Regions from separate parts of the Mus musculus genome. Here all the other regions are linked to region 2. The links are chromatin loops, found by intact Hi-C in ENCODE. Cell type or tissue: heart. All regions are shown on one strand.

Region 1 (8,000 bases), 650 kb after region 2:
CAATTCCCAGTAATCACATGAGGTGGTTCACAGCTACCGGTAACTCCAGCTTCAGGAGAGTCCAACTCCTCTGACCTCTGTGGGGCAACTGTTCTCACAGCAACCAACCTACCTACCTACACACACACACACACACACACACACACACACACACACACACACACACACACAGACACACACACACACACACAGACACAATTTAAAATAATAATCTTACTATTGGTAGTGGTATCATTATTATTGTGTTGCTATTTAATCAGTGTGCATGCAGGTACATGTGTACCATGGTGCATGTGTGTAGGTCAGAGAGCAACTTTTGGGAGTTGGTTCTTTCCTTTTGTCATGGATTCCTAGGATTGAACTCAGAATGTCAGGTTTGCACGGCAAATCTTTTTAAGAGCTAAGCTACCTCATTGGCCTAGGGCAATCATTTAAAAAATACAGTTCCCTCTTGGGGGCTGGAGAAATGATACAGTCTATAAGAGTACATCCTGGGCTTGCAGAGGACCTGTTCCCACATCTGGTGGCTCATGGGTTACAACTGTAACTCCAGTTTCAGGGGATCTGATACCCTCTTCTGACCTCCATGGAACCTGAATACATGTGATATATATCTAGGTAATTGGACATACATAATACATACATGCATAATATACTTAAATAAAAATAAATAGTTCTTCTTCTTTTTTTTTTTTAAAGAAACTGATGTTAAAGATATAGTGGTCCTCCAGCATTAGGGAGGCTAATGATAAATTTGAAATTTGTTGGAATGTTTGGTCAGGGAGTTGCCTTCCTTCAGTACACAGTTAAGTGTAGTCACAGTATGGTTAGCATGCTGGAGTTGAACAGGGTGAGAACAGGAGTTCCTCAGATAAGCATGACAATGAAGGGTGTCACCAGCTCTAGAGGATGCTAATTTCTTTGATTCTGGTCCCATTCTTATGAGCTCCCATGATCTCGGCTCCTATTCTTCTCCTGAGAATGTGGCTCTGATTCAAGTACGATTGTTCGCCGAGATACGTCTTGATAGTTTCTACATATGCAGTAAATATTTATTGAGCCCTTAATATATGTCAGACATTGGGTGTGGTGCTGGAAATAAGACAACGCTGCTGCCCTCAAAGAACCCATATTCTACACAAATTGCCACTCGTGCATCAACTGAGCATTGCCAACTGTTGTTATTTCATTAGCAGAGACCTTGCCAGGCGTGAGTAGGAAGAGTTGACCCCCTCTCATTCTGACAAGTCAAACAGAAGGCTTGTATGTGGCATTCTGTGTGCTCGGATAAGCAAGGCATGAGGACTCTGACCATCTCAAACACAATAAAAAGTCATTAGTGCAACCCAGGGCCTCACTAACATCCTGGCTCATTTTGTCTCTTCTTTTTTTTTTATCATCTTAATTATTATTAAGTAAAGAGTATAAGCAAGCAAACAAACAAACACGTACTATTATACTAGAACTTTTTCCAGGAGAACCGGTCAAATGAGCTGTTTCGTGTTTGTTTGAGAGGAGTCACGCACGCTAGCTGGCCTGAAACTGAGTACCAGGGTTGCCTCTCATGTCCTGGGATCAAAGGCCATCACTTCTGGCTGAAATAAACTGGTTTTAAATTTCAATCAGCTCAAACAATTAAAATTACCCAAAGATCAATTGTTTATTTCCAAATGCAAAATGCCTTCCTGGTGAATACTGACTTCTTTAAAACCCTGTATTTCAGCTGTTACTGTAACTATGGTCAGTCTTCAATTCTCTTTTTAAATTAGCATGCGTGTGTGTTGTCAGTGTTATCTGAATCTAATAAACTTCTGAAAGTCTCTAAAATAGAAAGACTTTAACCAATCTTCACTGAAATCAGCCCGAAATATATGCTCCTTCGGGGAATTATAAATTCAAGGGCAGCCTGGGAAACGGAAAACCTTGTCTCAAAATAAAAGTGAAAACTTTTTTGTTTGTTTGTTTTTGAGGACTGGAGATAAAGGTCAGAGGTAGAACACTGGCCCAGTGTGTAAGGCCCTAAATTCAGTTCTCGGTACTGCAACACAAAACGAACAAGTCAAATTCAAAGCTAAATTGAGAGTTTATCTTTCTCCTGTCAGAACGGCAGTCAGTCCTTAAGAAAATAAGTAAGAAAAGTGCTGGTGAAGATGTTGAGAAGAGGAAGCCCTCATCCCCCGCCAGCGGGAATTTCTTTGACACTAGGTCAACCGCTGTTCTTTTGGAATAAAGCCAACTTGATCACCGTGAGTGATCTTGGGATGAGCTTCAGTTTGTCTTGCAAGTATTTTATTAAAACGAAATATATCTATGTTCATCAGGGAGTTAGCCTATGATTTTCTATTGGTTATTGTTGTGTGTGTTTGGTTCGTGTATTACTAATATCAGCTCCGTACAAGATGTATCTAGACACTGCTGGTGAAATTGTAATTAGGCCTGCTACTGTGGAAGTCAGAGCGGCAGTTTCTCAAAAAGCTAAAATTAGATACAGGATGACCCAGCTGTACCACGCACTCGTGACGTTTACCTGAAGAGCTCCATCACAGGGACACTTGCCCATCAATGCTCGCAACAGCCAAGTTCTAGAACCAATCTAGGGGTGTATCAACAGAGGAATGGATAAAGAATGTGATATACATATATAAAATAAATTATTATACATATAATTTATATGTAATAAATATATTTCAAATTCATATAGATGAATTTGAAAAAAATTATGTTTGCTAGTGCCTGCATGGATGTGTGCACATACACATGTGAGTGACTTTAACCTAAGACCTCCTGAAAATATTGGGTCCCTGGAGCTGTAGTGGGTTTTGTTTTGTTTTGTTTTTCAGCCACAGAAAGGAACGGAGTTATGTTCTTTAGAGCAAAATAGATGCAAGGAGAGATGACCATAATAAGTGAATTAAATCAATTCTAGAAAAAACAAATATCACTTCTTCTCATTTGTCCTTCCTAGATTGTATATAGACCTATCAATAAAACATCATTTATTTGAATGTGGTGTTGCACAACTTTAATCCCTGCATTTGGGAGGCAGAGGGAGACTTATCTCTGTGAGTTCAAGGCCAGCCTGGTCTACATTGTGAGTTCTAGGACAGCCAGGGCTACATTGTGAGACACAGTTTAAAAATAAAATCATGCGTGTATGACAGGTAAGTAGAAGTGAAACTGCCTAGGGGAGCAAGAGGGACTAACAGAGGGAAGAGGGGTTAAGAAAAGTAGGGTGGGAGGCCTGAGAGGTATGCTCACAATATATGAACACATACACAATCTACAGTTTCTAACTAAAACTCAATAAAACGGCAATGCTACTGATGGGATACGAAAAGAATATTAACATTTCAAATGATGACGTTTTCTAGCTTAGATGAGTTAGTTCTTCATTCATTGATCATTCAATCAGTCAGTAAATGAATCCACCATATGTGTTAATAACTAAGTGAAATCGGTCAAAGTGGGGTATGCTCTCAGTTCAGTTATCTCCTGCTGCCACCTACTGGGCATATCCTTTGCTACGACTTTCAGATACCCAGAGTTTCTAAGAGGAAGTTGGAGGGAGTCTACTATTGCTTGCTGGACCATTGCAATTTTTTTCTTCCATTTTTACATGTGAATTTTAGATCATTTTACGGTTGGTTCTTATTTTAACTGTACACGTTTCTTTATATAAGGCAAAATGACCAGATCAGTGTAGCTAATGTTTGCACCTTAAACATTTAACAATTTTTAAATTAATTCCTAATAATTGCACATAATAACCACAGTATATTTATAGGGCGCAGTGTAGTGTTTCAGTACATGTGTCCATATTCTCTTAAGCACAGCTCTCGTCACCTCCACCCAAATCCCTGGGGCTCCAACACAACTCTTGCAGCAGGAGCAGTTGTTTCTCAATGAGTCACTGCCCTGTGTGCCAGGGCAGCCACTCTGTTCCTCTCCCTCCCCTAGAGTTTTCCTAGTGAGCTTCTGTTTGAAGAAAGTTTTGACTTGCTTTGGCTTCTTTCCATTCTGGTGGGAGTTAGAATTTCTTGCCAGGACAGTAGAGGTGTGTGCCTGGATTGCCTAATGCAAGCGAGAGTCAGAGGCCTTTGCAGCGGGCACTCCCAACCAAGTTTGAACCCTCTCTTACTTCTGAAAGGCAACCATGTCATGGAGGTGGAGAGGAGTTAAGACCTTCTCATGGTCAACTGGGGTGCTTTAAAATGCTGTGTGGAAGTTGGGACACACAGGATTCGGCATTCGATGGCTCATTGGCTCTGCATCATCAAGTCTCCAAGTAGGTCAAATACATCACGGGATGGTTTAGTCACAGGAGGAGATGGACCAGTCACCCGAAGTCCGCTGCTGACTCGGATGCCTCATTCTCTCCTCCTTCAAGCCAAGAGCTCCCCAGACATTGTTAATGTTTTATGTAGAAAGGATTAACCAAATGTATACTAGTTGTATTAACCAGATGTATAACTTCGGAGGAAACTGTCTCCCATCGAGTGTTGTCACACCAAAAGTCATTTTGGACTTAAGAGATAAGATTAATTGATGGAATACTAAACATCCTTCTAGAAATATTTCCAGTCCCTTGTTGGCTGAGTGCCAGCACTAATGTGCCTGAGGCAGGTGGATTGCAAGTTTGAGACCAGCCTAGGCTATATAACAAGACTGTCTCTTAGGAAACCAAAATGCAAGTAAAATAATTTAAAAGATTTATTTTATTTTTAAATATAACATGTGTCTATGTGGGCATGTATATGTGATGAAGACACTCATGGAGGCCAGAGGAGGGTAGCCCCTGGAGATAGAGATACAAGCACCTGACTTTAGTGCAGAAATAGAATTCAGTCCTCTGTAGGAGCAGTATGCAGTCTTAACGGCTAGGCTTTGCACCAGCCCTCAAACAAATGCTTTAGGTAGTGATATTCCTATTTATTACCACCAAAGAGTTTGTGGAAAAATGTATGTATGTATAAATATGTATGTATTTGTATTTATGTATATATGTATGTATCTATTCTATCATCTCTCTCTCTCTCTCTCTCTCTCTCTCTCTCTATCTATCTATCTATCTATCTATCTATCTATCAATATGTATGTATATATGTATGTATATATACTGTATATATGTATCTATCTATCTATCTATCTATCTATCTATCTATCTATCTACCTATCTATCATCTATCTGTCTATCTATCTATCTATCTATCTATCTATCTATCTATCTATGTATAAATATGTATGTATATATACTGTATGTATGTATGTATGTATGTATGTATGTATGTATGTATCTATCTATCTATCTATCTATCTATCTATCTATCTATCTATCTATCTATCTATCTATCTGTAGGGCTAGAGAGGTGGCTTTATGGTGAAGAGCACTTGTTGCTCTTGCAGAAGACCTAGGTTTGTGTCTCAGCACTTACATGCTGTCTCACAACTACTTGTAACTTTACTTGCAGAGTATGTGGCACCATCTTCTGTCCTCTGCAGGCATCACACACACATCATACATACATAATACATACATACATACATACATACATACATACATACACACATACATACACACACACACACATACATACATACATACATACATACAGATGAACACTCATGCACATGACATAAATATACATAAAATGTTAAAAACATGCACATATTTATTCATGTTTAGTGTCTCCTGAAAATCTTTAAGAACTCCAGGCTTATCCTTATTGCCTGAAAATTTAAGGACATATCCTGTGCGCAGTCTGCACTCAACTGTAGGAAGGGCAGAAAGCACAATTTTGTTTGTTTGTTTGTTTGTTTGTTGTTGTTGTTGTTGTTTTTTGAGACAGGGTTTCTCTGTGTAGCCCTGGCTGTCCTGGAACTCACTTTGTAGACCAGGCTGGCCTCGAACTCAGAAATCCGCCTGCTTCTGCCTCCCGAGTGCTGGGATTAAAGGCGTGCGCCACCACCGCCTGGTTCAGAATGCACAATCTTAAGTCAGCAGCTGAGTTCCCTCTTTGACCCTCTGTTTCTTGGTTCTTTTTCTTTTGTTTGATAAACAGTCCACCAACCCACTCAGCTCCCTTGTCACTCTGATCATCTCTCAGACTCCAATTCTTCTTCTCCTTTTTCTAGTTCTTGTTATTCTGTTGGTGATGGTCACTGCCAACACAGCCTGGATCTCCCCATACTTGTAGTCCTCTGGGATGTAACTCAGTCCGGCTAGCCACGCCCCTCTTCTTTACAGCATTCTCAGGATGAAGTATCCCATGGAAAAAGTCCTTGTAGAACTTGGTAAAATTCGACATACTTCCATGAGGGCTCCAACTCATACACTAAAGTATCTCATGTGAAGTTATGGTGTCTTGTGTTCTTTGGGACAGAAGACACACTAAAGCATGGGAATGAGAAAGCCTAGAAGTGGGGAGGATAAGAATTGGGAGGGGCTTAGAGAGATGGCTCAATTGATAGCATTCTTCGCTAATCTTCCAGGGTACCCCAGTTTGATTTTTAGCACCCACATCAGATAACTTCCTGTCACTGGTCTGGTTCAAGACCTCTGGCTTCTGCTACACTATCAATACTGGAATCTCACTGGGACTCCTCTTGGAGATCGTGTTGTTGCCCTGTGTCATGGAAATACTGTAGTTTTGAATCTCTAGGCTCTTTCACATGTTCCAGTAGTTCATCAATGGGGTAGATGTTGGGGTGAGCCAGTTCAAAGCCCTGGATCTGGGCCTGGAAGGTATCTGAGCTGGTCAGCCCACCAGCTCTCTCACATCACACCATATCTACCATACCACACCACACCGAACCCTCCAGCACTGTTCTGGCTAGCTCATCTAATTCTGCAGCCAGCAAGGGGCAGAAACAGCTCTCCCACTCTCATGTACTTGGGGCTGGCTCAACACTCCCATACCACAGGACCAGCTCTACTATGCTGCCCAGGATAGGGGCAGGTCCTGCTCTCTGGAGTGCTGAGTAGGCAGAGCACTGGGCCAGCTCTCCCATGCTCACACCCTCCAGTTGGCTCACCCATGTCCCCTGCAACTAAGGTTAGCTCTTCTGTGCTTCTTAGCAATGTTCCTGTGCTCTCCTGAGTACTGCAGCTAGCAAGGGTTGGGGCCAGCTCTTCTGCTTTCAAGCCCTCAGGACCAGCTCTCCCAGAATGCTCAGGCAATGAGTGGGTCCAGTTCTGCATAGCTCTCAGATATCAGCATGACCCTGGGTGGTGGCCAAGACCAAGGATATCCACTTTGCCTTTGGTGGTAACAAACCACTGCTGCTGAAGGGTCAGGGATCCAGACATGGTCCTTAGTGGTAGCACAGGCCAGGACTTTACCATGGCCTTAGATGATATCACCTGCTACTCACACCAGGCTGTTTCTTACTACTCTTCAGTTCTGCCTCTCCTCACTGTGCCCACATCCTTCTGTTTCTTCTTTTCTTCTGTTTCTCCACCACTTACTTACCTCTTTTAGTGGTAACTCTGGTCTCTGGGTGTCTAGGGCAGTGTAAGGAGTGTCTTACCTGTGCAGTGTGGCAACCTGGCAGGGTCATCTCAGGTGTTATCTGCCTTCTCTGGCCTGCGGGGTGCCAGACTGGTGGTATTCTCAGGCTAGTTACATGTCCAGGACCCTGTGGAGCCAGACTGATGGTCGTTTTGGGCTCACTCCCCACCAGAGCTGGATGGCCACAGGTGGGGGACTTCTCAGATCTCTTCCTGCCTGGCTGCATGGCACTACAAACCAAATTGGGAAGGGGGACTGTTTCCCCTCAGACTCCTTCCCTGAATCACATGGCCCTAGGCAGGAGGTCTTATCATCTTCAGCTTGCTCCATGCCCTGGCTGTGTAGCCTATATGTTACTTTGATATCTAGTTTTTTTTTCGTGTGTGTGTGTTCTTTATGCATTTTGGATATTGGCCCTATGTTGAATAAGTAGTTGGTAAAAATTTTGAAGATTGGAATCTTTCATTTCTGAAGAACGGTAAAGGACTTTGT
Region 2 (8,000 bases):
AGTGCTCTTAACTGCTGAGCTATCTCTCCACACACACACACACACACACACACACACACACACACACACACACACACACACACACCCTTTTCTTAGCTTGTTTTCTATTTCTGTGATAAAACACTGACCAAAAGCACTCTGGGGAGAAAGAGGTTTATTTGGCTTATATATTCTGATCACAGTCCATCACCGAGGGAAGAAGTCAAAGCAGAAACCTAGAGGCAGGCACCGGTGCAGACATTCTGGAGGAAAGCTGGCTTGCTTTCCATGGCTGGTTCAGCTTGCTTTTTCATACAACCCAAGACCATCTGCCCAGAGGTGGCACCACCCACAGTGGGCCAAGTCTGCCCATATCAATCGTTAACCAAGAAAACGCCTTGAAAGACTTGTCTACAGGCCAATCTGATGGAGGCGTTTTCTCAGCTGAGGCTCCCCCTCCCAGGTGACTGTGATTTCTATAAATTGACAAAACAACAACAACCAACTCACCAGCACGTGCATCAGGTATCGAGTCTGGGGACATAGCAAACATTTGTACTATATACATACACACCATGGACATTTTAACTCTTCTTCTGATTTTCTTTATACTTTCAGATTTTCCGCTGACCAGCGCTAATTCATCACTCCAACAGTTAACACAAGGAGAGTTTCTCTTACTTGACCATTCGTCACCAGGAGCCACCCCTGGGTTTCGTACCCCAGCAGGTTACCCAAAGCCCACCGGCCTGTCTTGGAGTGACAGATCTTCTCTGAAGTCCACAGCCCCCCTGCACTTGCGCAAACACATCAAGGCTGATGAAACAAGCATGCAGCTCCCTGAAGAAAAAAGCCATTCTCAGAGTTTACAGCTTCCCTCAGAACTAAAAATGGCTCATCTGCTCCCTAAAACTGTGCCGACTCCACCTACCACTGTAGCTGTGGCTCCCCTCCGTAACGTCTCTGCCACCCTGAAGCCTGAGCTTCTGTTGACCAGCATTTCAGTGACAGCTAAGACTTTGAAGCAGAAGGAGGCCACCACAGCATCACCTGTCACCACCGTGACCTCGAAGCTCCCAGGAGTCCCAGGGTCTACAAGTTTTACACCCGTGGTTACACATCAGGCAGCTTTGACTAACACCTTTCAGGCACATACAGACTCCAAAGGCATCTTAGAAACAATGCCCTTTCAAGGAGGCTCTACGCTGACTTCAGACCCGAGGCACGGGAAAAGCTCAACCTCAGAGTCTTCCATTACAAACAAGACTGCTTCCTGGGAGGACAGGAGGGTCAGTGTAGGCAGCGCATCGCTGAACAAGGGTCCAAAAAGCCAGCATGGCCTTTCATTTGAGAAGTGGCTTCTCATTGGGACCCTCCTTTGTGGTGTTTTGTTTCTGGTAATAGGTCTCGTCCTCTTGGGTAGGATGCTGGTTGAAGCCCTCCGTAGGAAACGGTATTCAAGACTTGACTACTTGATCAACGGGATCTATGTTGACATCTAAAGACAAGTTCGGTATCTCTTAGTTCATGTAAGAACTCATTGCCAATCGCACCTGTGTCCCTTCTGCCCAGCCGGTCTCAGCAGGAACTGTATCTTGAAGAATAGCCCTACTTCCCTCCCCCTCCCCCTCCCCCTCCTCTCCCTCCTCTCCCTCCTCTTCCTTTTCCTTTTCGAAACAGGCTCAGGTAGCCCAGGCTGGTTTTGAACTCCTGATCTTCCTGCCTCTGCCTCCTGAGTTCAGGGATTGCAGATTTTCACTACCATGTCTGGATTTTTAATTAAAAAAATTTTTTTTAATTTTTTTTTTCCCAATACTACATACAGGTCAGGGTCCTCTGCATGCTAGGCAAGCCATCTCCTTCTGAGCCATCCCTCAGTCCAACCACTTTCTGTTTGTCTGTTTGGCTTTTTTTTTTAAAGAGGAAGAGAAGAAGGGTTAAAAGAAACTAAGTTAAGTTACTGAGTGATCTGTCTGTAACATAGTAGCTGAAAATAATTCCTAACTAGAATGTTAAGTATACTTAAATATAAACTAGAAACGTAGTATCTGGCTTTAGATCAAGACAGCTTGTTGGTTTAGGACATCTGAGCTCTGATTCATTACTATTCCCCATTCCAGATAATGGCAACTGTTTGATACGAGTTTTAATGGGTCCTCTTTTATTTTTATTTTTTTATTTTATATGAATTCCAATAAAATTCATTCCAGATGTATCTTCCTCCAATTAAATATTTGAATAAATCTCTTGTTCTGGCGGCACAGCCAGCTGGATAGCTTTCAATTTCTTCCCATCAGCAAAGTGAGGGAGTGGGGAAGCAGGCACCCCATGCTGAAAACCTACGACCTCTCTTCCCACCAATGACCAAAGAAGTTCCTTAGGGAGGATCTTAGCAGAGTGTTAGTCCACCATGGAGACGACGGTTTTTTGTTATTTATTTGTTTAAGACAATGCCTCACGTAGCCTAGACCGGCCTCAAACTCTCCACGGAGCCAAGGGTGGTCTTGAATTCCTGATCTTCCTGCCTCTGCCATCCAAGATCTGGGATTACAAGTATGTGCTCCCCTCCCCCACCCCGTGACTGGCTAGTTAATTAGTTCTTATACACAGCCAAACAAGGGATTTAGGATTAGGCCTAACTTTTTTTTAAAAAGTGCTAACATTTTCTAAAATTGTACCAAGTCTAAAAATTTCTGACATTACTTATGACTATCTAAACTTGAACAACCATCAATTACAGGTTCACTGGGAATGATATCAGAAGTAATATGTAGCATTTTGATTAGTATACTATACTTTTTATTGGTTGCGTTCTGCAATTTTGGGGAAATGTTGATAAGGAAGAGATTTTGCCAGACAAGTGGGGTTAGGGTAACTAAGAGTGGAGAAGACCATCTGGGTCCGTTGGACCTCTCATCTCTGGATTTCAATGTGCTTATTGGCTATACAAGAATGGTAGAACCATCCAGATATAAACAGGTTAGTACATATTTGTGTTTGCACACGTATGTAGAGACCAGAGGTCAGTGTCAGGTGGTGTCTAGTTTGACACTGTTCTTGTGAAGAATACCATGACCAAGCAACATTTCCTGGTCAAACCTCACCAATGAGGGAAACGGGGCAGCAACTAAAGCAGGGACTGAAGCAGAAATCACGAGAACCCCTGCGGATGGGCTTGCTCCTTTCTTATATAGCCCAGGTTCATCTGTGTAGAGATGTACTGTCCACAGTGAGCTGGGTCCCCCTCCTTCATCCATCAGACAGAGGTCAATATCATGGAGGAGACAGTCTTTCTAGGTGTGTCACGTTGACAGTCAAGATACTAACACAGGTCATTTCCTCTACGATTCACCTATATATTTATTTATTTAGCTTCTTTTTCAAGACAGGTTTGGTGTGTGTGTGTGTGTCCTAGAACTAGCTTCGTAGACCAGGCTGACATGGAACTCACAGAGATCCCCCTGCCTCTGTCTCCTGAGTGCTGAGATTGAAGGTGTGCGCCACCACCACTCTGCTTTACGCCTTATTTATTTTGTTTAATCCAAGCTCTTGCTGAATATGGAGCTTACCGTTTGTCAAGACTAACTGGCCAGTGAGCTCCAGGAATCCCCCTGTCTCACCTCCCCGGTGCTAGGATTCCAGAATGCACCATCACACCTGCTTTTTAAGTGGCTGCTGGGATCTGATCTCAGCCTTTTCCTGACTGAGCTATTTTCCTAAGGCCCTAAACGTGGTTTTTAAAGGTAAAAATGGAGAGCTGACTCAGCAGTTCGGAGCACTTGCTGTTCTTACACAGGCCTGGGGTTCAGCTGCCGGCAGCCTACAGCTGTAACCATCTGTAACTCTAGTTCCAGGTGATCGAACATCCATCCCCTCTGGCCCCGCACAGGTACCTATATGTGTATATGTATACATACAATCTGGCACATACATACACTGAACACACACACACTTTGGACTTCACATGTGACCTAAACAGCAAGCACTAGAGGGCAGTAGCTGATTAACAAGGGTAGCCAGGAAGGCAGAAGGAGAAAATGACCCAAGGGCTTCTCCCCTTCCTCCTCACCTCTTCTCTCCTCACCTCCTCTTTCCTCAAGGCCTTCTTCCCCTCCATTCTCCTAATAACTGCCTCCCCCCCACCACCACCACCACCACAGTCTGGGTAAAACGAATTTGAGAGAAAAGCTGGCCTATTGAAAGTCCATTTTTTTTTCATGTATTTTCCAATTTACCAGCTTGACACAGCTCTCCAAGGAGCTTACACAAGCTTTAAGGAGGTTGAATAAATAAAGCCTGGCGATGGTTGAACAAGCAGCTTTTTGAATATCCACTTGTAGAGCAGAATCAGATTTGTAACCAAGTGCCTTGGGAGTTGGAAACGGCTCCCCTCCTCGTTAGTGGGCTTGGAGAGGAAAGAGAAAGGCTCTCTCTGTATGTTTATGGAAGCTGCCTCCTGCCTCCTTGCCTCCACTTAGTGCCCACCTTTCCTGGGATGAAAGACTTGCTTTTTTTCTTCCTCTTTTTGAGTTCTCACTCTAGCCCAGGCTGACCACGGTTTCTCAATCCTCCTGCCTTCAGTTTAGAAGTATAGACTTACAGGTATGTTCTACAACGCCTGGCTCTAAATGTCTCCTTTCCCTCCCCCTCCCCCCTCTCTCTCTTCCTTCTTTTCCGTCTCTTTGCCATGGGGTCATGGAGTCCAGGCTGGCTTCCAGTTGGCTGCGTAGGCAAGGATGTGCTTGAACTTCTGACCCCCCTCCTTTCTGCTTCCTGAGTGCTGAGATTGCAGATGTACGCCATGGTGCTTGGTGTTAGGCCGGGCTAGGATGGGGACCCAGGGGCTTTGTGCATGCCAGGCAAGCATTCTACCAACTTGCTCCCCCTCTTTTTTTTTTTTTCTCCTCTCAACTTTGACCACTGAGCAGCCCTACCCCTTTCCTTTCCTTTTGAAACAAGGTCTTGCTAAGTTGCCCCAGCTAGCCTTAAATTCAGCTCTGCAGTCAGGCGGGTCCTGTACTCGCCATCCTCTTGACTCAGATCAGCCTCCTGAACATCTGGGATTACAAGCTTGCACAAGCATCCAAAATGCTTTCTCCTAAATGCTTCGTAAATGAAGCAATCAGAGAGGAGGCTGTAGCCATCCATAGCTTAGGTAAGAGACGCTGTGAGGCCAGGCTCTGCCGGTGTCTGGTAAGGAAGCACTTGGATTAACGGCATTCTTGTTGGTTTAATTCTTGAGACCAGGTCTCAGGTAGAGTAAACTAGCTTTGTAAGTATTCTATAGCTGAGGCTGGCCTTGAACTCCTGAACCTCTTGGTTCTACCTCCTCAGTATTGGGTTTTCAGGGCTGTGCCACCACACCTGACTCATCTACAGCCTTTAATTTTCTTTTCTCAATGCAGACACTTTCGTTTTTAATATTAAATGACAAATGAAGCTATCCTGCAAAACAAAAGGTTTTTGAATATGGCTTATAAAGAGCTCATAACAGGCACTGGTCAGGTGTCTTGGCTTTTTACTCCCATAGAAAGCCTGCGGCTCTGCTAGGACACAGGCTTTCCTGTGGACACAGGAGGTACCTGGCTTGCTGGCCTTGAACAGAACATGCCCCGTGGTTCAGTCTTCTATGCCCACACCTGGATGGAAAGAACCATCATTGGCTACAGGCAGAGGCTGCCCGGCTCTCTCCCTGGACTTCTCACTCTATTAAGGCTGCTGTGTTCTGCCCACCTGACATTCCTGCGGCACTCCGAGGACATCTTGGTAGTCGGGACCATGAACTCTGTCAGCAGGTACAGCACCGGCACTTTGGAGTGAAAGGCCACAATGGCCAGCACACCCTCTCCCTCCTCCCATCCCATGTAGGTAGGTGGTCTGTAGAGTCAGTGGCGAAGCATCTAGGAGTTCTTGCATATCTCCCCCCAGGTGGATCCTTCACATGGACTGTGGGCACTGTATACACTGCTTCTTGAAGCCTTTCTCACTTGAGACTCCCTCCTCTCTGATGACTCTAGCTGTGCCAAGCTGACATAAAAGTAAGCAGTACTCTAGGCAAGCACTCTATTGTTCCCTACATGCTGGCCAAAGAAAGAAGGTGGTACCATCTGCCTCCCTCCCACAAGATCTGAGATTTAAGTACCCAGCCCTTCCCACCACTTCTTTAACATGCCTGATCCGTAGACAAGTCAAGATACCCAGTGTGCTTGTAAATAAACTTTCCTTTTGTACCTGGCAAGTTTCCTCTCATCTTTAAAACCAAGATCACGTATTACCCCTATGTCTATGCTCTTCCAAGGTGACTGTTGTTCTTCCTGGTCTCGTGTAGTTCAGGCTGGCCTCAAACTCACAGAGATCCTCCTGCCTCAACATCTTGATACCAACTTTCACTTTTTTTGGTCAAATGGTTTCCCGCCTCCTCAAAAGTAGCTTCGACTGTTGGCATGTGCTACCCAGCCTGATTGGTTTTGCCTTTTCATGTGGCTACCTTTTCTACCTGGCAATCTGAAAAGTGTCTGGAAGGTTGGCAGTCATCTTACAACGCGTTTCATCTGTTAGAGCCATTTATCGTTTGCCATCTGTGGCTAGAGTGCGTTCTCCTTCCACCCCATTTGATCCTAATTATATGTTGTAAAGGGTGAGAAAAACACAGCTTAGAGAGCTGCAGGACTTGTCTGACCTGGTCCACCACCCTTACATCCTTGCTTTATCTGCCTTTGAGTTATGATAGCCTTTGCATTGAATTGGTGATCAATACATAATGATTAGAGGGCTTGGGGGATATAGCTCAATGGTAGAGCATTCACCTAGTTTCTTCCAGGCCATGGGTTTGATTCCCAGCACCATCACCACAAAGTGGAGGAGGGACAGAATATAGTATGGTGATAGAGTATTTGTCTAGGATATTTGAGTCCCTAAGTTCAATTCCAGTGTCGGAAAAGAAAGAAAGAAAGAGAGGAAGGGAGGGAGGGAGGGAGCAAGCCAGGGAGAAACCTTGTGGTTAACTTTGACACCTTTAGGCGCCCAGCACTGTGACAGCTACTGGGTTTCCTTTTCAAGGCACAAAAGGAAACGCAGATGTAGTCAGACAAGAAGTATATGAGTTAGGGAATGTGGGCAGACTTTCTCTGCTCTCTGATCTACCCAGATGTTAGCAGCTTTGCACTCCCACTACTCCCACAACCAGCCTTTCCAGCCATGATAACTGAACCCTCTTTACTGGAAACCAAAATGTTGTCTCCAACAAAAGGGGATATGGTAATGGGGTAGCCTTGTAAATTCAATCCCCCCAAAAAATGTGTTTTTAAAAAACAAGAACCAGGCTAGAGAGATGGCTCAGTGGTTAAGAACAGAGACTGCTCTTCCAGAGGTCCTGAGTTCAAATCCCAGCAACCACATGGTGTCTCACAACCATCTGTAATGAAATCTGATGCCCTCTTCTGGTATGTCTGAAAACAGCTACAGTGTACTTATATATAATAAATAAATCTTTTTTTAAAAAAAAAGAACTTCATAATCATAATTCCAGTGTTGTGGAGGCAAAACCAGGTAGATCCCTGGGGCTCACAGGCCAGCCACTCTAACCTACTGGGTGGGGTCCAAGCAAGTAAGAGAACAAAACGAAGAAAACAGAAATGGCAATGGAGGGACTGTAATCTGGAGCAGCGCTTATGCTCTTAAGTGGCTAAGACAAGGTATGCGGGACCGGACAGAGGAACCACAGCAGGCAAAGGCATATTGTTATTTATTTTGTTCGTTTTGAGGCAGAGCCTCATCTATCTCAGGCTGGCCTTAAACTCTCTGTGTAGTCAAGGAGGCGCTTGAACTCCTATTCATCCTGTGTGCCCACCAAAATCTGGTTGGTGTCTGCTAGACAAACACCAATTGAACGACCTTCCTGGCCCTATTATTTTACGGTCACTGAAACTGCATATGTAATGCTGAATGTACTGACCTTAGCTAAGCCCCCTAACCAGGAGGGCATTCTGTGCCGGGCTGACCAGGTACAGTGGCAACCAGAT
Region 3 (8,000 bases), 140 kb after region 2:
GAAAATAAAGTCTCATCACATCTCTGTGTATAGACTACAGCAGCCCTCTGCCCCCACCGTCATTTTTTGTGGTTTCCATTACCTGTAGTCAGCCTCCATCTGGAAATAATAAACTGAAAATTCCAGAAATTATTCGTAAGTTTTAAATTGCATGTGGTCCTAAGTAGCGCAGTGCAATCCATTTCAGTCCTACCCACGATACAAACCGTTCTTGCCTAGCACTTGCATTCTTTCTGTGCTGCGCTCTGTGGCCATCTCTTATGGTAGTCAGCTCTCCTGTGTTCAGGTGGGTGGTGCTAATTCTCCTTAGTAGTTTCCCTAGTGCAAATAGTGGCAATTAAATTACAGTATATTATTACAATTTCTTCTCATTGCTCTGTTGGCCAGCCTGTAAGTATGTCTGTCACATGTATGCCTGGTGCTCACTGGATCCCCGAAAATTACAGTTACAGAAGGCTGTTAGCTACCATGTGGGTGCTGGGAATTGAATCTTGTACCAACAAGAGCTCTTAACCAGTGAGCTGTCTCTCCAGCCCCTTAAATTAAATTTAATGATAAACATAGGGAAATATATAGCAAATTAAAGAATTGGTACTGACAAACTATCTTTATCAGTAGTGGGGAGGGGCTATATTAAGGTTTAAAAAGTACTTTTAGGTATTCCTGTTGCTGGTAACACTCTCAAATGCCATTTGTTTGTGTTTTGAAGATAGGCTCTCATCACATAACACAGGCTGACCATAAAATCACTGTTGGCCTCGTTTCTCTACTTCTCAGATGTTATCCTGAACTGGAGATGACTCCAGAGTAACGAGAGGCTCAGTCCCTGGGATACGGAAGTGTTGTCTTGGGCACACCTTCTCATTTCATGAATGGTATCATCTTACCATAGAAACACAACGTTTTTTTAGTGAAGTTATACTTATTGTTGTTTTGTGTTTTGTGTTTTTTTTTTAAAGTTTTGTTTTACGTGTATGAATGTTTGCCTGCACGTATGTATTTGTGCCATGTATATACCTGGTACCCATGGAGGCCACTAAGAAATGTTAGGTCTCCTTGGTTTGGGATTAAAGCCACTTGTGATCTGCCATGTGAGTACTGGGAATTAAGCTTACATCCTCTACAAGAGCAGCAGGCACTCTTAACCACTAAGCTGTTTTTTTCCAGCCCCTATTTTTGTTTTGTTTTGTTTTGTTTGGGGTGGGGGTTCTTGGTTTTAGACAGCTTCACCCTATCTAAGTCTTGCGTTTGCAGTGACTCTTCTGCCTTAGTCTCCAGAGTACTAGGATTAGAGGCACTACAGCTGACCTTAATGCTTGCTTTCAAGATTATACATGATAAGTGTTAAAGTGTCTATAGGGACTTGAACCCAGGGCCTCATGCAGGCTAGGCAAGTCTTCTCTCACTGAGCTACGTTCCAATCTATTATTAGTTGTTTTTTTGTTTATCACTTTTTCCTTCTTCTCCCTGCAAAGCAAATAAAATCTATAACCTTTTATGTTATTATTAAATGATTAATTAAAAATAAGATCTTTGGTATTTTTGTAAGACAAAAAAACAGGCTAGATGATTGAAAACCAATGGCCAGGGGGTTGGAGAGATGGCTCAGCAGTTAAGAGCACTGACTGCTCTTCCAGATGTCCTGAGTTCAAATCCCAGCAACCACATGGTGCCTCAAAGCCATCTTTAATGGGATTCATGCCATCTTCTGGTGTGTCTGAAGACTGTAATACTATACTCAAATATATAAAATAAATAAATCTTAGAGGTAAAAAAAAAAAATCAATGGCCAGAGAGATCTAGGTACAAAATTGTAACTTATTCCTCTAATTCACCTTTTTAATAACTAAAAATGAGACATACAGATAAATCTTTTATAGAGTCCATCCCTTTTCTGTAACTCTAAGAGTGATTGAGCCTTTTCCCTGCTAACATCCCAGGCATCTATTCAGATGTAACTGAGCATTGAATTGTTCATCAGATGCAAAGCTCTATTAAATGAGAGAAGACATATCAGTCACTTACAATGGAGCCAAAGGTCTAGTAATAACTATGTAACTGAAAATAGTTAGGTAAAGGCCAACTGGAAAGGAGTAGAGTGACTAAAGAGACACAGAGTGAGCGTGGGAATCAGACTGGGAGAATCTCATCTGCCTGGGCGCGGAGGAGGTCAAGGGAAGCCACACAGAGGCTGGGGAATGGTCCCGGAGGTGTGGGTGGGATTTAGAGGTAAACCAACAGAACCGCTCTGGGCAGCACAGCACCATCAGCACCATCAGAGAAAGCAGGAAGAAGAAGCAGGCGGAGGGACAGGGCGGGGAACAGTTACAACAGCTTGATAAGCCGAGTGCTGAGTGTTCTCCCTTTGAAGGACGGTTCTGGACGCGTGCCAAAGCCTTCTTCCCTTAGCTTTACCAAGCCCTTCCAGTTGGAGATACAGTAACCGCCTCGCCAAACCTCGCGGCTGATGAAGCCCCAGTCCCTCACTGTGTTTTAGATTTGCTCTTTTCTTTTTAAAGCTCCCACCACCTTCCTGCTCTTCAGTCAGAAGAGCGCCATCAACCGCATGGTGATTGATGAACAACAGAGCCCTGACATCATCCTTCCTATCCACAGCCTTCGGAACGTCCGGGCCATTGACTATGACCCTTTGGACAAGCAGCTCTACTGGATTGACTCTCGACAAAACTCCATACGAAAGGCACATGAAGATGGTGGCCAGGTAACTCGGGCTTAATCCAGAGTTCATTGCTGACTAGAATTGCTTCAACCGTCCCCACTGCTTCATTTGTGTACAGGGGAGATGGAAGTGCAGAGATCATACTTTTTATTTTTAACTTCTCAAGTTAACTGTACCCTAGAGACATGATGATGGTGGCGCTGGGTTGGACATTTTATCAGGGAAAAGAGGTCGTTAGTGACTTTGACCACTGGTTACATCTACTCTTGCTATCTTTCCATTATCCTGGTCTGTGCAGAAGTACAGGTCTTGAAATCAAGTAGGTCTTAGTTCCGATCCCAGCTCTGTCACTCATTAGAAATCTCAGTTAACTTTTTTGATTGAACATAATGCAAGGCATAAAGCCTCTACCTGTTAATGATAGGGGTTGTACAGATATAATTATATCACTAATTACCTTTTACTTAAAAGACTCATTGAGTAAAAAACATAATCTTAGCAAAAAATAAAAACTCCAACAGTTTGATCCAGTATTTCTTGGTAACTATTTGGGGACTGCAGAATGAGAATAATGATATTATCAGTCTCATGATGATATCATCAGTACATGCCTATGTACGAGGCATGGATTTCAGTACTATTTACACTTCCTTCGTCTCTGGGCTCAGCCAGTGTAAGCTTCAAATGACAGCAGCCGTTGGCTGTCTTCTTTACAGCAAGCACTTTACATTTTGAGTGTGTTAAAATATAGGGAAATGAGATTACTCAAGTACCTTACGGTGAAGAACAAGGAGGATGTCATGTATAGGGTGCTGAGGATCATTTAGCAGTGTTAGCAGCGTGCTCATACCTTGTACTCCATCTGTACCTTATTCTCATAGGCCAGTGCTAGTGGCCAGTAACTGGTAGATAGAAATTACACAGCCAAAGACACGGCAAATAAATTAGATATCTTTTTGAAAGATCTTTTTGAAGTTGTATTAACTCAGAATCCTAGTAAATGAAATAAAATTTATTTGGACCGACTATATAGAAAAATGTGCTTTTGGTTGACTTTGTAAGAAAATATTACATTAATAATAGTAATATAATAATAATTGCTATTGGGCTGGAGAGATGGCTCAGCAGTTAAGAGCACTGTCTGCTCTCCCAGAGGTTCTGAGTTCAAATCCCAGCAACTACATGGTGGCTCACAACCATCTGTAATGGGATCTGATGCCACCTTCTGGTGTGTCTGAAGACAGCACCAGTATACCCACATACATGAAATAAATAAATAAATCTTTTTTTTTTTTTAATAATTCCTGTTTCCCCATATAGGACAGTAGTCCCAGCATGCAGGAAGCTAAAGTGTGGAAAGTCCCAGCTGCAGAGCAGCGTGTCTGTGTGTGAGGGTGTGGAGGCCTAGGGTGCGTCTCCACAGACTGCAGGGTGTTTAGCAGCATTCCTGGCTTTCACCTAGTAGTTGCCAGTAGGATTTCCACATCTTGATATCAAAATATCTGTGGATATTCCCACATCTGTGGCGTCCTGTGGGTGCAGCATCACCCTTGGATGGGGACCACTGCTCTGGATGTATTTCTAGTTTGTGATTGGAGCTTCCATTGTTTATCACTCTGGAAGAAAGCTGTTCTCCTCTCTGATCAAGGCATCATCAGATTCTTGGACCTCTCTGTGTTGTCCCCACCACCCTCTTCTGCTCCAGGTTAAAGTAGCCCTGAAATGCATTTGATAAGCAAATACATCACTCATACAAACCCTTTTTTAAAGACCAGATACCCTTCTGATGTATGCTCACACGAATTAAGAATTGTGTGTATTGTCTTGTGGTTGTCTGGTGTGGAGTCTGAGTTATGTGTTTCTTTCTTTTCTTTAGGGTTTTAATGTAGTTGCAAACTCAGTCGCAAATCAGAACCTTGAAATACAGCCCTATGATCTCAGCATTGATATTTATAGCCGTTACATCTACTGGACCTGTGAAGCTACCAATGTCATTGATGTGACGAGATTAGATGGACGATCAGTTGGAGTGGTTCTAAAAGGCGAGCAAGACAGACCTCGAGCCATTGTGGTAAACCCCGAGAAAGGGTATGTTCCAAAGCCACAGCCTGAGACTGCCTCTGATGCCTCCTCACCCTTCGTTTCTCTTTTAGTGGTCCTCACACCAGCAAACAACTCCACTCAGTGTTTCCCACCCTTGTCCCTCCTCCTGCATTTTCTGATATGTCTTCTTTCATTTAATAGAGCTTTGCATTTGATGAACAATTCAATGCTCAGTTACATCTGAATAGATGCCTGGGATGTTAGTAGGGAAAAGGCTCAATCACTCTTAGAGTTACAGAAAAGGGATGGACTCTATAAAAGATTTATCTGTATGTCTCATTTTTAGTTATTAAAAAGGTGAATTAGAGGAATAATTTATAATTTTGTACCTAGATATCTCTGGCCGTTGATTTATTTTTTTTTAATCTATAAAATGTAATTTTCTGAAAACTTCTTGGTACCCTTTGTTACTATTATTAAAAGGAGTATATTATCTTGACCTTTTTAAAAAGATAGGCGGGGTGGGGCGGGGCAGGAGAACCTGGAGAAAGGTTAACTGGTAGCTCCTCTTAGTTGTGCTTAGCAGTGAGACGCTCCAGCACACTGTTGCCTGGGAGACTGACTGACTGCAGAGTGCATGCCCCAGAGCGCTACAGAAAGAGCTTGAGTATGCTCACTGTAAAAAGTACACCCCTGAGGAGATAGAGATACTTAACAACTATAAAATATAAACAGACATTGAAATATCAGGTTTACTCAATTATATATAATTTTTGTTTGTTTCCACATGGCTGGACATTTTTAAATAGATTTAAAAGTATTTTACCTCCATTTATCTTTTTAAATTTGTGTTTGTGTTTTGTAAGGCCTTGCTCGTGTTAGGCAGTGGTTCTGCCAATCAGCTGTACTTTCTGTGTTTATCTTACCAAGACTAGTCTCAACTTCTCTGATTCTTCAGCAATTTTTTATTTTCTCCTATTATCTTTAGGTATATGTATTTTACCAATCTTCAGGAAAGATCTCCTAAAATTGAACGGGCTGCATTGGATGGTACAGAACGAGAGGTCCTCTTTTTCAGTGGCTTAAGTAAACCAATTGCTTTGGCTCTTGATAGCAAGCTGGGCAAGCTCTTCTGGGCTGACTCAGATCTCCGGCGAATTGAAAGCAGTGATCTCTCAGGTACCCAGAAGTGTCTCTGTATTTTAATTTGAGTTTTAAAATGGTTTCAGTGCTGTGAATTTGTATTCTTCCCATGTTATTTTTATACATGATTATAATTTTATCATTAGATATATTTAGCATCATGTTAGTTAAGGAGATCTTTAATTACTTCCTTTGTTCCCTAATTACTCACTAGTTTTATTGATCTGAAAATCATGTATCTTTTCCTAATTCTTCTCCTCGACTTTTACACTCTTGTCTTCTCTGAACTCTAGCCTGTGACTGGTCTCTCAACTCATTTTTCTATATAAAAGTTTGCATGTGTAAACATTCACAAACAAATTTTACATATGCAGACATCTGACTTGTGACTCCTCGTGTCTCTTGTTAAGTCTGGAGAGTATTCTCAACCAAGGAAGAGCTGGCTGTGCTCCTACTTGGCTCAAGTTGGTACTCACCCTTCACAAAGGCATCACGTACATTCTCACACTGTTAACGTTTTACTTTTATGGTCCTCTGCTTGTAATCAGTTACCTCTTCTATCATAAATCATGATGGCCTCGCTAGTGACCAGGAAAATAAGATTGAAATGCACTGTTTATTTTTGTCAAAGTGGCAAAAGTATGTTAAGGTTTATTGTATGCAGCGCTTGTCAGGATGGCGGAAATAACACACTCTCCTCAGAGTGGAGCTGAGCGCAGGCGCGAGCACTTGCCTGACGGGCTGGGCTGAGTCCTAGCTCCATAACCCAAATCCAGTAGAAACAGCAGAACCTTTAGTGTGGAACATTTTGCCAATAATTATCAACATTTAAAGGAGATAACCTTTGATTGGATAGTTTCCCTTTTAGATGTTATGTCTTATATAAATACTACCCTTGTATTCACTGAGCATTATTTGTGATCATCTTTCCTGGAAAAATACATTGTAACATGTCTGCATGCTGCTTATCAGTTCCATTCAAGAATAAGTAAGGCAATTGTGATGAAGGCTCTAATTCCTCTTGGAAACTAAAGCAGGAAGATACTGATTTTGAGGCCTGCCTGGCCTAATACCAATACCCCATTTCAAAAAAAAAAAGCAAAAAAACAAAGCAAAACAAAAACCAAAAGCAACCAACCTCCACAGTGCTACATGGATCTTGTGAACATTACTCTGTGACCTAAAAGTAGTGGTGGAATTTCCATATAATACAGACAGTAACATACAGACATATATACATAGATTCTCTCCACAATTCACATTAGTCTAAAGACCCTGTCAAAATTTTATGAGAGTTGTCTCTCCAGCACCTGGCAGTGTTGGAGGCTTTAACCAGTCTAGTCGTTTAAAATACACTTCACAGCCAGGCGGAGGTGGCAGAGCAAGTTCCAAGACCTCCAAGGCACACACAGAAACCCTCTCTTTAAAAAAGCATACATGCGTGTACAGACACATACAGACAAAACCAAATAAAACAAACACCCAAAACAAACAAATTTTTAGCACAGTAACAAAGTTTTTCACCTTATTTATTGAAACTGAACAAAATTTATGTTGTATTGATTTCCCTGTTTTTTTATAACTCATATCTCCTCCCGACCCCTGAAAGTCTAACTGGGTTACCCACATGGGCTGCAAACTTGAGGTATCCTGCCTGCCTGCTCCTCCTGAGCAGCCCATCTGCCATTTCCATTTTCAGTTTCTAGAATTTTCTGTGGATTCAGAATATGAATTTACTGTTAAGTTACATATATGATAATTAAGTTGCATATATGAAAAAGAATTTGGATCAATCTTAGCCTTGTTGAAGGAAGTTTTGTTCTGTAGTTGTCTTGTACTTTTTACATTTATATGAGCCTCCTTTTGCTGATAAGACAAGAAACTTCGCATTCTGTCTTTTCTACTGTTTTGAGACATAGTTTAAAAAAAAAACAAAAAAACGTTTTTGCTTGAATGCATGTCTCTGCACCACATCTGTGCCTGGTACCTGTGGAGGATTCCCTGGGACTAGAGTTACAGATGACTGGGCTGCCATGTGGGTGCTGGGAATCAGACCTCGGTCCTCTCGAAGAGCAGCAGCCAGTGCTCTTAACCACTAGTTTATCTCTCCAGCCCATGAGATAAAACTTTACCA

The links. Peaks named below come from ENCODE experiments on the same cell type or tissue, not always from the same donor. Only the 100,000 strongest peaks of a DNase experiment are listed, where the experiment ranks them.
Region 1: it touches region 2 in a loop (2.1-fold over the local background); 18 of 42 quality-filtered maps call a loop at or near these places.
Region 3: it touches region 2 in a loop (4-fold over the local background); 9 of 42 quality-filtered maps call a loop at or near these places.

Annotation. Positions count from the first base shown.
Region 1 is chr6:133,956,389-133,964,388 of GRCm38, reverse strand. No RefSeq gene overlaps it. Among named protein-coding and RNA genes, the nearest start is that of Gm46977, 75 kb to the left of the region's middle. In heart, a CTCF peak has its summit at 3,496 (motif pointing left); a DNase peak (open chromatin) is centred at 3,508.
Region 2 is chr6:134,603,449-134,611,448 of GRCm38, reverse strand. Mansc1 (MANSC domain containing 1) reads left to right here. Exons shown (of 4, transcript NM_026345.4): 4 at 598-2,242. The coding sequence ends at 1,481. It overlaps Gm38910 (a long non-coding RNA gene), which reads left to right and starts at 3,446. Exons shown (of 2, transcript XR_869496.1): 1 at 3,446-5,774; 2 at 5,908-6,217. In heart, CTCF peaks have their summits at 3,949 (motif pointing right) and 7,441 (motif pointing left); DNase peaks (open chromatin) are centred at 3,928 and 4,768; H3K27me3 peaks cover 636 bases.
Region 3 is chr6:134,465,411-134,473,410 of GRCm38, reverse strand. It overlaps Lrp6 (low density lipoprotein receptor-related protein 6), which reads left to right. Exons shown (of 23, transcript NM_008514.4): 13 at 2,520-2,722; 14 at 4,557-4,768; 15 at 5,712-5,902. Among named protein-coding and RNA genes, the nearest start is that of Gm52921, 18 kb to the right of the region's middle. In heart, a CTCF peak has its summit at 3,921 (motif pointing left); a DNase peak (open chromatin) is centred at 2,360; H3K4me3 peaks cover 653 bases; H3K27ac peaks cover 566 bases.